Regions from separate parts of the Homo sapiens genome. Here region 1 is linked to region 2. Evidence: chromatin contacts called from ENCODE Hi-C or POLR2A ChIA-PET data. All regions are on one chromosome and are shown on one strand. The core of a region is the stretch at or near the end of the contact, and the rest is flanking DNA. Distances in the headings are between cores, read along the strand shown.

Region 1 (6,380 bases), core at 1,247-3,746, 44 kb after region 2:
AAGTATGGCTAATGCCAACGGCAGTTTTTTTCTTCTTAATTCCACATGACTGAGGCATATATGATCTCTGGGTAGGTGAGTTGTTGTGACAACCACAAGCACTTTTTTTTTTTTTAAAGAAAAAAAGGTAGTGAATTTTTAATCATCTGGACTTTAAGAAGGATTCTGGAGTATACTTAGGCCTGAAATTATATATATTTGGCTTGGAAATGTGTTTTTCTTCAATTACATCTACAAGTAAGTACAGCTGAAATTCAGAGGACCCATAAGAGTTCACATGAAAAAAATCAATTTATTTGAAAAGGCAAGATGCAGGAGAGAGGAAGCCTTGCAAACCTGCAGACTGCTTTTTGCCCAATATAGATTGGGTAAGGCTGCAAAACATAAGCTTAATTAGCTCACATGCTCTGCTCTCACGTGGCACCAGTGGATAGTGTGAGAGAATTAGGCTGTAGAACAAATGGCCTTCTCTTTCAGCATTCACACCACTACAAAATCATCTTTTATATCAACAGAAGAATAAGCATAAACTAAGCAAAAGGTCAATAAGTACCTGAAACCAAGATTGGCTAGAGATATATCTTAATGCAATCCATTTTCTGATGGATTGTTACGAGTTGGCTATATAATGTATGTATGGTATTTTGATTTGTGTAAAAGTTTTAAAAATCAAGCTTTAAGTACATGGACATTTTTAAATAAAATATTTAAAGACAATTTAGAAAATTGCCTTAATATCATTGTTGGCTAAATAGAATAGGGGACATGCATATTAAGGAAAAGGTCATGGAGAAATAATATTGGTATCAAACAAATACATTGATTTGTCATGATACACATTGAATTTGATCCAATAGTTTAAGGAATAGGTAGGAAAATTTGGTTTCTATTTTTCGATTTCCTGTAAATCAGTGACATAAATAATTCTTAGCTTATTTTATATTTCCTTGTCTTAAATACTGAGCTCAGTAAGTTGTGTTAGGGGATTATTTCTCAGTTGAGACTTTCTTATATGACATTTTACTATGTTTTGACTACCTGACTATTAAAAATAAATAGTAGATACAATTTTCATAAAGTGAAGAATTATATAATCACTGCTTTATAACTGACTTTATTATATTTATTTCAAAGTTCATTTAAAGGCTACTATTCATCCTCTGTGATGGAATGGTCAGGAATTTGTTTTCTCATAGTTTAATTCCAACAACAATATTAGTCGTATCCAAAATAACCTTTAATGCTAAACTTTACTGATGTATATCCAAAGCTTCTCATTTTCAGACAGATTAATCCAGAAGCAGTCATAAACAGAAGAATAGGTGGTATGTTCCTAATGATATTATTTCTACTAATGGAATAAACTGTAATATTAGAAATTATGCTGCTAATTATATCAGCTCTGAGGTAATTTCTGAAATGTTCAGACTCAGTCGGAACAAATTGGAAAATTTAAATTTTTATTCTTAGCTATAAAGCAAGAAAGTAAACACATTAATTTCCTCAACATTTTTAAGCCAATTAAAAATATAAAAGATACACACCAATATCTTCTTCAGGCTCTGACAGGCCTCCTGGAAACTTCCACATATTTTTCAACTGCAGTATAAAGTCAGAAAATAAAGTTAACATAACTTTCACTAACACACACATATGTAGATTTCACAAAATCCACCTATAATTGGTCAAAGTGGTTGAGAATATATTTTTTAGTAATTGCATGCAAAATTTTTCTAGCTTCCATCCTTTCTCCCTCGTTTCTTCTTTTTTTGGGGGAGCTGGTAACTGATGAAATCTTTTCCCACCTTTTCTCTTCAGGAAATATAAGTGGTTTTGTTTGGTTAACGTGATACATTCTGTATGAATGAAACATTGGAGGGAAACATCTACTGAATTTCTGTAATTTAAAATATTTTGCTGCTAGTTAACTATGAACAGATAGAAGAATCTTACAGATGCTGCTATAAATAAGTAGAAAATATAAATTTCATCACTAAAATATGCTATTTTAAAATCTATTTCCTATATTGTATTTCTAATCAGATGTATTACTCTTATTATTTCTATTGTATGTGTTAATGATTTTATGTAAAAATGTAATTGCTTTTCATGAGTAGTATGAATAAAATTGATTAGTTTGTGTTTTCTTGTCTCCCATTTCTTTGTGTCTTCTTGTCTATGAATTCTTTTTTCTTTTTTTTTGTTGGGGAGGGGCAGGTGGAAAGATCTGATCTTGGAATAGGGATAAATATAGAAAAATGGATTAAAAACAATTATGAGATGACATGGACAATATTCTTATGGCTGACATGATTACTTTTCTTCCTGTTAGAGTTCTATCTATCCATCACGTGATAAAAGAAAAGAATGAGAAATTATAACATACTCATAAGGGAGCTGTACCTTTGGCTAGTACCCTATATTCTTCATTCATAAAATAAGTTATGGTCCTTTTACTGGTTTGCTTTGTGACACACTCATTTCCTGGATGAATGCTTCTTAAAAGAATGTGTCATTTCTCAACTATGCTAGGTTGGAGACCAGTGGCATGGTTCCCAGAGTTTCCATAGACTGTTGATTATGTGGGTACAGAATTCAGGCTTTCAGTGTCTGGGCTAGGCTTGACATTAATTTATAAAGGATATTATGCTTTACTTTATTAATGTAGAAATATATCTGTAAATATACCTCTATATCAATGCACTGTCTTCTAGATTCCATTTGGAAATATTCCCAGAAGGTTTATTTCTCCAGAAACTATGCAGTCTTTGTCTTGACAAGATGTTGAACTTTACCACCATAAATTCCATTTACTTTTTGAGACAGGGTCTCATTCTGCTGGCCAGCCTGGAGTGCAGTGGCACCATCAGAGCTCACTGCAGTCTTGACCTGCCTGGGCTCAGGTGATCCTCCCACCTCAGCCTCCTGAATAGTTGGGACTACAGGTGTGCACCACCACACCTAATTTTTTTTTTTTTTTTAGAGATGAGATTTCACCGTGTTGCCCAGGCTGGTCTTGAACTCCTGAGGTTCAGGCTATCCTCCCACCTGGGCTTCCCAAAGTGCTGGGGTTACAGGTGTGAGCTACCATAACCAGCCTGCAAGTTCTGTTTCTAACAAAAGAAAAGTTATAATGGAGCAGACCAATGTTTCCTAAAAACAATAAAAGTCAACTTTAAAAATCTTTGACCATAAATGATTAGAGATTGTTAATTAAATCTGGAGATGAACTTATTAGAAGGGGGAAAATGCTAGACATAAGGATTGAAAACAGCTCACACAAATTTGATTTTGACTATTTCATAAACCTTTTATATGGAAATATTAGGTATATGTTTATGCTGGTAAGTATTTTGTGACATTTTATGGCACCACTTAGGTTTTTAAAATGCTTACTTCTCCCCTAAAAAAGTTTGAGCCTGAGTATAGTCTTAAGCAGTAGACAGTCCTAAGCTATGTGGTTTGTGAAAAATCTAGTTAATGTCCTAGATATGATCAGTAGTGAGATGAGCATGTCTTCCCACTTTTTTTTCTTTATATCAAACAATTCCCATTAGCTGTGTTTGGCAATATAACAACAACATTAAAATACTAATGCTGGGCACAGTGCCTCACATCTGTAATCCCAGCACTTTGGGAGACTGAGATGGGAAGATCACTTGAGCCTTGGAGTTCAAGGCTGCAGTGAGTTATTGTGCCACCGCACTCCAGCCTGGGCAACAGAGTGAGACCCCAGACGCTATGCCAGGTCTGACCCACAGTCTCTGACTGAATGACGGATGAAAAAATGCACTCAGGCACAGATCACAGATATCCAATGAAAGAGCAGGCTGGGGACTGGGCCACTCATAGAAAGAGTTGCAGTAGCCACGGCCCTGACAAGCCAGTGCTGCGGGCATTTACTCAGTACAGATTTAATGACAAAGGCCTTGAGTCAACACAGTTGTGGGTAATTAACATGGTCATGCACCCCCGCCACCCCCCCCCCGGCCCCCACCACCACTGCCCCAGAGAGATTAGTCCTGTGCGCCAACGGTTAACTTACCTAGATCAGGTTCTTTACATCCCCATGTTACCTAAACTAAGCTTTCAGGCACCAGGTAAGAGAATCTGGCTGCCTTCATCCAAATCCTTTTCCGAAGCTTTTGTAAACCTTCCAGCCTTCCAAGAAGGTTTGCATCTTTCTACAATTTTTGCCACCACCCTGACCAATCTCCTACACTATGCTAAATATTTGTATAAGAATTATGCACATTTAAACTTCCTTTTTTTCCTTCGGAAATCCTTTTCCGAAGCTTTTGTAAACCTTCCAGCCTTCCAAGAAGGTTTGCATCTTTCTACAATTTTTCCCACCACCCTGACCAATCTCCTATGCTATGCTAAATATTTGTATAAGAATTATGCACATTTAAACTTCACAATACTCCCATGAGAGGCTATAATTTGTTCCCACTTTAGAGGTGATGAAACACTTGACTGGGGTCACACATCTAGTATGTGATAAACTCAGTGTTAAAATCCAGGCAGGCTGGTTCTAACCATCTTTTAAGAAATTGTAAAAGTCGATTTGATATTTTCTCACTAATCCTTAGTGACTGTCCACTGCTTTTTCATATACCTTTTAATCTCTTCCTGGGACCTAATTGGAACATTCTATGTAAATCCAATTAGATTCTGTGTCTTAGACTTACACTTTTCCAGGGCTCACGAATGTGGACTACAGTTTAGTGCCAAATGTCTTTGTATCTATCTGTTGCTTGTGATTTCCCCATCTAGAATGTTCTGATTGGCATGGAATTTATTTCTTAGCTAGTGATCTTTTATTATTCTTTCTTTCCAGTATATTGTTTTATGGCAAAAAAATTACTGAGGATTGGTTTTGAAAATGTAGCCTATGAGATTATGTTTTCATCTTTGTTCTCCCTTCCTATAAAAGAAGATGATATCTCTATGCCTCAAGTGTAAAATTCCATGATCCTTTTTTTTCCTAATCTCAAAAAAGGAACTTTCCACTCTCTTGTGAAACAAGTATTCTAAAATGCTCTTGTGCTTAGCTGCTTTGTTGGGTGCTACTCAACATTCACATATATGACCCCTCCCTGCTTTGAGTTGGTGAGGTCTAGTTCCTTTAAGCATATCTGATTTTCACATACTACAAAAGGTATAGTAACCTTTTAACTTATAAAAATATGTGATTTTAACCATATTAAAGCATATCTGATTTTCACATACTACAAAAGGTATAGTATCCTTTTAACTTATAAAAATATGTGATTTTAAACCATATTTAGATTAGTTCCATCATATTTTGGAATGGTGAATGGTATGACAATTTTCCTATACATTTGCCAATTACAAGTCTGATGTTCTTTGTGTGTGTGTAGCAGTAAATGGAAAACAGAAGACAGTGTGGATGATGTAAGGGTGGTCTCATTTATCACTCTGCAATCCTTCCTTCCCCACTGTTAGAAATTGCTAGCCCAAGAAATAATCATTTTGGCTACTAAGAAAGGGTAAATTTTCTGATGCATTTTTTAGAGATATTAACAGAATGTAAGATACTTTCTCTGTTAAAGCATGTTCAAGTTTAAAACCACTATTTCTTTGAAAACTTATCCTGAAGATAAACTCGTTTATTTGAGGGTTTCTAGAATGGGTGAAAGGAATGATTCATTTTCTGATTCTTTTTCTGTTTTCCCCGTTCCACAGACATCTGCTTTCCTAAGCAGAGGATTCATTTTAAGACCTTCCCTAGGCATGGCTACTGAAATCCTAACCAGAAGTTTGTATAAACACAACCCTTAAAAGACTACTAATTTCTTTCAGCCATATCTCCAGAACTCAGAGCAAGGGCACAGACCTGCTAGCCTTTTCCCTTTGGTTCTCATATATATGTGACCCTCTTGTTCTGTCTTTACTCCAACTTGGTCAGATGCCAGAAATTTGGTTATCTTTTATTTTTCATTGTTCTAGTCTTTAATAATCCTATCGCCTTTTATAATTCAGACCTACTGTATTTAGATAAATCTCATTAGATACAATATTATCACTGTTACCAATGAGACAGAAGCTACCACAGAGTGTCTCATAAGTTTGTTCATTCATTCAATAGAAATTTATTGCTTGTTAGGTGTTGGGCATACAGAAGTTAATGTATATGGCAAGCATAAAGAAGTTAATGTATATTGGGCATACCGAACATAATGTACATGGCAAACCCAGTCATTCTTTTTATCTTGGCACCATGTGTTTTTCTTAATAACACTTATCTCCACCTTACATAACATTTATTCATTTTATTATTTGTATCTTACACATTTGAATGTAAGCTCCATATGTAGAAACTTTGCTTAACTCCATATGTGGAAACTATACATCTG
Region 2 (7,232 bases), core at 2,362-4,861:
TGACTCAAATTCTGCTGGAGGTTCAGTTTTTGGGGAAGGCTGATAATATCATTAGAAGTAGGTATGGCCAATAGAAAAGAGTATAATCCCAGAAAAGAGGGTACTTCACACCAGCTCTGTCACTGGAGATGGTCAGAGACTGTTTAACAACCCTTTGATCCTAAAGCAAATAGGCATGTGAAGCTAAATTCTGTTAGCCGAAATATGGCTTAAATGTGGCTCTAGTAGATAGTGTTGTGAGTTTTAAAGTATATAGATAGAATGACAAGCAGGAACTGACTGTCTAAATAGGGGCTAGAATTGATTTCTTAGCTAGAATGTGTTGAACAGCTATTATTAAAAGTAGAGAAAATGCAAAAGTGCAATCATGTGGCTTTTCTTCCTGGCCCTAACCCTAGCCTCAGCCCTTTCTTTCTTTCTTCTCATTTCTCTGGTGAGCTCATTCTCACAGTTTCATCTTTCACATATGTGCAGGTAACAGGTAGACTTGGGTTTATGTCTCAGCTGTGCCTTACTAATTCTATGCTCTTGGGTAAGTTAATTTATTTAAATATTAGTTTCCTCATCTATTATATAGGGATACTAGCTGATAATAGCTACTATGTTGGTATTGTTGTGATGATTAACATGATAATATAGGCAGTGTGTTTAGGATAGTACTGTCAAATAATAAGTAACCATTTTACTGTTATTTATTATTCCTAAATCTCTCAAAGCTTATATCTTATCTGTCCTCCACTGCTTCAGTTGTCTATTGCTGTGTAACAAACATCTCAAAGCTGTGTGGTCTAAAATAGTGATTTTATATTTTATGATTCTGTGGGTTGGCCTGGGTGCAACTGCATAGTTCCCCTGGTATAATTTAGAATGTGTCATGCAGCTGCAGTCAAGTGGTCACGGGGACAAGAATATCTGAAATGGCTTTACTTACATGTCCAATACCTTAGCAGGGATAACTGGAATCCTAATGATATCTTTCTCCAGGTGCTGTCTCTCTCAGGTTAGCTTGGGCTTTTTCAGTGGCTGGATCTCAAGAGGAAAGGGTTCCAAGAGAGCAAGCTCCATTGTGTAAGCCGCTGTTTGCATCCTGTTTGCTAATATCAAAATTGCCAATGTCACATCAGTCAACATGTCTAGGACTAGATTCAGTTTGGGAAGAGCTACAGAAGATATAAATATCAGGTGGTGTGGTACATTGGAGCCACCAAAATAAGTCTGCCATCAGATAAACAATTAATTCCTCGCTTTTATGAGCATGGAATTGGTGCTAGATCATAAACTGACTATCCTCATTTTACCAACTTTCCCTTAATTGTTTTCTGTGTCAGTTTTTCATATTTCCAAGTTGAAACCCCCTAAACACAACATTTTTTTCCACTGCTCATTTTTTACCAAAATTCAAACTTCATGAAACCCTGGCATTTCATCCTTTGCCTTCCATCCTCATGGCCACCATCAAAGTCCACATCTTTATTATCTTACATGTGAACAGCTGTAATAACCTTTCCAGTTATTAATTCTTTAAACACCACTTTTAGCCTGATGCATTTCTTTTCAAGAACCTACGGTATGTTTATAGTCCAGATTGCATTAAACCTAACCTTTCTGTTATAGGGCCCTTTTCTGAGGCCTTATTTATCTTGCTCTGCACCATTTATATAACTATTTTCTGGCTGAGCACAGTGGCTCATTCATGTAATCCCAGTACTTTAGGAGGCAGAAGCAGGTGGATTGCTTGAGCTCAGGTGTTGGAGACCAGCCTGGGCAACATGGCAAAATGCCATCTCTACCAAAAATACAAAAATTAGCCAGGTGTGGTGGTGGGTGCCTGTGGTCCCAGCTACTTGGGAGGCTGAGGCAGGAGGATTGCTGGAGCCAGGGAAGTTGAGGCTGCAGTGAGCCATGATCATGCTACTGCACTCCAGCCTGCATGACAGAGTGAGATCCTGTCTCAAAAATAAAATAAAGTGAAATAAAAATAAAAACTATTTTTTACTATTGTATGCCCTCCACCCTCCAGAATCAGAGTGTGATGAGGCAAGTTATTTAATAAGAGAGTTTTAAGTTCATGTATATTATAAATATCTTAACACACAGAGGGGAACAGAGGAGACAATGCTGAGGTAGAGTAAAAACCCTGAAGACAAGATGTAAGGAGGAAGGGATTTTGTTGTTGCTATTTGTACTTTTGAGAATTAGGAAGGAGGGAAAAGGGGAATCAGGAAATATTTCAGGGAGTTAGAAATTAGATCCCCTTCACGGAATTCCCCAATATTTAAACATCTTGAACTGTCTTTTGTTCACCACACTACTCCTGCTGCACTTGGGTTACGCATCCATACCCACGTGGTCTGTTTTTGTAGTTGTTACTGGAATGGTGCGAGGGTGTATATACTAATGCTGTGCTTGATACTCAATGAGTGCTTCATAAATGCTTGCTGGATGAAGAATATAAGCAAAACTTACCTAATTCCTTATCTTTTATAAACTAAAATGGACAATATTGATAGGAGTTAAATGAAAGAATGAACGTTCTTATATATTAAATGGAGAGAGATGCAGAATGCAGTTTTGTTAATTATCTTCACTATTAAAAATAGACATTTGTAAAGCATCAGTATATGTGCTGTATTTGCTGCGTCTAGAGAGGAGCTGGGATGGATGAAGGCTTAGCTGGTTATACTGCACAATGAGAGTACCTGTTTCTTCTGTAGATAGAGCATAGAAGATATACTAGGAACATGGGGAAAAGCCATTATATATTTTCTTTTTTAGATCTGCAAGCCTTTTGGATGTGAGAAGATTTTTTAAAAGGACATTAAAAAATAGCTTCTTTTTCACATAAGGATACAATATTTTAAAGTAGTAAACATAGAAAGGCATTCGCCTACAGAATTCTAATGAGCATATTCGTTATTCACTGATACTCTTTTGATGGCTGTGCATTTCCTTTCCAAAAACACAATATTTTTGTGAAACCAGTGGTAGTATTCGACCCTGGCAATCAAGATTGTGTAAGGAAATGGTAAACATTTTTTGGAGAAGAGTCTCCCGCACCTCACAGGCTTTTAACAACAATTTCAAATAGCATATTTTAAAGAACTCAGCTCTGGAGTCTGCCTAATTATTAACTTCTACTTAGAGGCAGCTGCATTCTTGAGGGTGGAGCCATGATCTTCTTTTACTGTGATCCTGTTTTATTCCTTTAAATACTCAGCACAGCTGAAGAAGAGGTCCTGTTTTCTTACTGAAGACTTTCAGGCAAAGGAGCCGTTTCCAACTTCCTACTAAGTCCACCCAGCATATGTCATGCAGGGGATGCGGGGAAGAATTTTCCTTGCAAGGGCCTTCTCAGAAGTTTTGGAGATGGGCCTTGAGCTCTTGGCTGGAAGCGTGGTTTTCCAAAGTGGAGGCTGCAGTAATGCTCGTCATTGATTGAGAGACGTGCTGCCGGGGCTATTTTCATGGGAGTCAAATAAAACTCTCTTGTCTTAAGCCTGCTTTGAAAGGTGTTTTCCTAATGATTTTACAGTCAAATAGAATGACTGTGTGGGAGAGTGTATTAAATAACTGGAACACTCTGGGCAGCTTCCCTTCCCCACCCTGTGCCCCTACTTGCCTTTCCCCCAAAGCTCCTCCTCCTCCGGGCACACACATGCCGCTCTGTTTTCTGTTCTGGAGCTGCCTGAATTGTGTGATTTTTGTGGATGAATGTGAACTCTTTAATCCAGAAAGAGGTGCCAGGAACACAAACAGCCCGGCTAATTGGCATTCACCCCTAGGGAAAGTAACATGGCCAACAAGCTGGTTGCATTATCTCCATGAGGCACTTACTTAATTAACTTTGAGGAGAAACCTCAAGCTCTCTCAAATCACCCAAGAAGCATTTCGAAAAGGAAGAATTTGCCAAGAAAAGGCTATATTCAGGAGGTGTTCCATCTCTTGAGTATGTTGGATTAGTTGCAGAAATACTTACTTAAGGCAGCTTATATTTTTGTTTAATCTCTTTCTGAGCTGCTTATGATTTCAGCGTACTGAGAGGAATTTTCAAGAATTGATTTATATTGAAGAACTCACATTTCAAAATATCAGCAGTTTTGTTGAAGTATTTCTCAGTTGTTTTTGTGAAAGTATTGCCAACCCTGACTGAAGGTCTGACTTCCAACAACTTGTTCCATATGAAGATACTGACTTCCTCAAAGGCCTGTCTGCTGCTGCCTCCTCAGACAACAGAGCAGGTTGTCTAAACCATGGCACTTCCACCTCCAGCTTTGGAAGGCCTCTGCTAGAAGACATTTTCTCATAAGTAGTGCAGATGGTGCCCTAGGAGCTGATGAGCTTCCTGTTTATTCAGTAAGCGTTGCAGGAAATACAAAGAAATGTCAGGTGACCAAATGTTCTGGGGTCACCAGAGAAGTTCTTAACATTCCCTTACTAATGGAAATGAGAAAAATCTGTAGATTTTCAGCTATCTGAGGAACAATTTTTGTCTTTAAATAATCCTCTCCCCTCTTCTAATTACTAAAAGTGCAACCAACAGGTAGCAAAAGTGATATTTGAGCTTCATCCTTCTTTTCTTCTGTCCCCGTACCCTCACCTTCTAGTGAAATTACTCAGAGACTATGAAGAATAGGGATTGGAAGAAATTGAGAGCTCATGGTGGCAGGATAGCCCACAGACCATATGTGTCTCTGAATAAGGGAGAATTTGATAAGTAGAATAAGCCATCAGAAAAAAAAATTTTCAAATAGTGATTCCTCTTCAAAACATTTTACATATTTTCTCTAATATAATTATTAGAATAAAATCATTGAAATTTAGTATTAATTGAAACCTCTCATCAGATTTTTATATTGTGTTACATTGTGTTATATTGTGTTCAAGACACAATATTCATTTGGCTTTAAGAGACTGCACTAGAATGTAAAATCCACAAGAGCAGAGACAGTGTCTGGTTCCTTTCAGTGCTTTATCCCTTGTACCTGAATGGGACCTAGTTCAGGTACTCAGTCAACAATGAATTGTAAAATGAAAAAATCTAAATACAGTGGAGGCTATTTGGTCTGCGGGCTCTTCTGCCCTTGGGTTCTCAATTTCTTCCATTTTCTGTTCTAACATGGAAATGGAAGTTACACTAAAAGTAATATTTAAAGGAATCTTATTTATATTGCTTAGCTTCTTTCTCTCAAGTAATTTCTAGATCTTAAAGCACAGATTTAAAATATTAATTATTAAGCTAGAAGTAGAGACTTTGAACTAGTTGGCTGGTATTTTCTAAATTAAATTTTAAAATTTTGAGATAATTATAGATTCATTCACATGCAGTTGTAAAAAGATAATACAGGCAGATTCCTTGTACTCTTTACCCAATTTTCCCCCATTGTAACATCTTGTGAAACAGTAGTACAGTATCATAACCCAGATATTGACATTGATTCATTCAAGATACAGAGCATTTCCATCATCACGGTGATTCCTCAGGTTGCCCTTTTATAGGTGCACTCACTCCCTCAGCCCCACCTTGGGAAACTACCCATCTGTTCTCCATTTCTATAATTTTGTGGGCAACTTATTTTTAGAAACATTTCTCCAACAGCTGGCCCCTGAGAAGAAAAGACCATTTAACACATATAGGGTTGATGCGTTTTGTAGGTGGAAGCCAGGTATTTATAGATGCATGTCGTCAGTGTTGCCTGGTGTTGCTGTGCCAGGAGTCAGTGTGGGGTCCTGAAATCCAGATTACTGAGGTGTTAGTACTGTAATTATTCTTACCAGAAAATGCCCCAGCCAAAAGTGGATGGAATTTTCCCACCTGAATTACAATACCTCCACAAACCAGGCCAAGAAGTGTCCTCAGTGGCAGAGCATTTCTAGCCTTTCCGTGATGCTCAGATAGTCAGATAATGTCTGTAATCCCTAATAGCTACAGAACAGATGAGGGAAGGTGTCCTCTCTACCTGTCAACTTGTGACTATTTACTGATGAGTACTGGGACTTTGAACTCCCCTTTTCTCTCTATCTCTGAAGCTTATCTTTGCTGCTGTGCAGTTCTTTGCCCCTGTATTGCGCCTGGAGCTTCTGGAATGCCACAAGATGCTAAATAGTTCCTACCTTTTCCTTTTCTTACCATCAATCTGACTTAATTATCTGATGGTGTCACTATAGAAATAAAAGCCATTGGCATTCTTAAACAAGCAGCTGTGCTGTTAGAAGAATCAGGAGTCACCTGATATTTACAGCTATTTGGGCATTGTGTTACAGTTGCTTGTATTGGTAGCTCAGCCAGCCCAAACATATCTCTTTTAGAACATGAGGTAATAAAGCCAGTACATAAGATATTGGAGGAAATTGTAAGTTTGTATGGATTGAAATTGTTTCTAACAGCCTACCTTTGGCATAAATCAGCTGTACATCTTTAAATTTTTTAAATTACATAAGTTAAATGGTATGGCTTAGAAGTAAAATTTTGGCAAGAGATTTAGTATTTCAGACATTGTATGTTGCACTTATTTTTAATTAAATTGTTTTAATTATTTTGTCATCATCTACAATCTTAAGTTTCATAATAAAAACCATTTTTACTTTATGGCTATAAGAGTTGATACACAGAAAGATTTAATGGACTCGTAAAGCCATGTCCTGATTGGGTAGTAATGAAGGAATGCACAGATTTCTAAGCTAGCTCCCTTCCTTTCTTTCTTTAATTTTTCTTTCTTTCATATTATGCCCAATTTTAACCTTGTTTGCTAGCTGAGGAGTTGCTAAGAATTTTAATGAACTATCTGGGTGTCTAATGTTCTTATTTATAAACTTTAATTAGCCAGTTGAATTGTGAAGAGAATGGAATGTGTGGTTTTGGGCTTCTGGGATGATATGCAAAATAAAATAGTAAAAAAAGAAAGTTTACTGAGAGGGGCAATATGAAATGTGTTAGTCATATTTGTATCTGATCTTTGTAATTTATCTGATTATTACCATGGGTACTCCATATACATGTATGAAGATGTAAAGTTTTTCATTTTCAGCAAATGAGTTCCTTTTTTTTTTTCCTTTTACTTTGTTTTCTTTTTGGAGACAGAGTCTCGATCTGTCACCCAGGCTGGAGTGCAGTGGTCTGGTCTCGGCTCACTGCAACTTCCGCCTCCTGGGTTCAAGTGATTCTCCTGCCTCAGCCTCCTGAGTAGCTGGGACTACAGGTGCATGCCATCATGCCTGGCTAGTTTTTTGTATTT

What was found. Hi-C counts contacts between places; a loop is a spot of excess contacts on that map. ChIA-PET counts read pairs that join two places held with the same protein, here RNA polymerase II (POLR2A). Pooled maps may share reads with other maps.
Region 1: a map of ascending aorta shows a loop between it and region 2 (2.3-fold over the local background). The contact joins two enhancer-like sites. A Hi-C loop is called at or near these places in 3 of 168 maps with a recorded cell type or tissue (ascending aorta, heart left ventricle and heart right ventricle), 3 of 37 single-sample maps with no recorded cell type and 3 of 50 pooled maps. POLR2A ChIA-PET finds 5 or more read pairs at or near these places in 7 of 52 experiments (MCF 10A, PC-3, T-cell and 4 more).

What each region holds. Positions count from the first base shown.
Region 1 is chr4:122,896,080-122,902,459 of GRCh38, forward strand. FGF2 (fibroblast growth factor 2) reads left to right here. Exons shown (of 3, transcript NM_001361665.2): 3 at 1-2,157. It overlaps NUDT6 (nudix hydrolase 6), which reads right to left. Exons shown (of 5, transcript NM_007083.5): 4 at 1,545-1,599. Among named protein-coding and RNA genes, the nearest start is that of NUDT6, 23 kb to the right of the region's middle. Within about 2 kb of position 2,497, at least 6 of the 41 ENCODE cell types and tissues checked have a DNase peak (open chromatin) inside an H3K27ac peak, as active enhancers do; they include ascending aorta, where a contact is called at or near this core.
Region 2 is chr4:122,851,345-122,858,576 of GRCh38, forward strand. The region is part of intron 1 of FGF2 (fibroblast growth factor 2); the gene reads left to right. Among named protein-coding and RNA genes, the nearest start is that of FGF2, 28 kb to the left of the region's middle. Within about 2 kb of position 3,612, at least 8 of the 41 ENCODE cell types and tissues checked have a DNase peak (open chromatin) inside an H3K27ac peak, as active enhancers do; they include ascending aorta, where a contact is called at or near this core.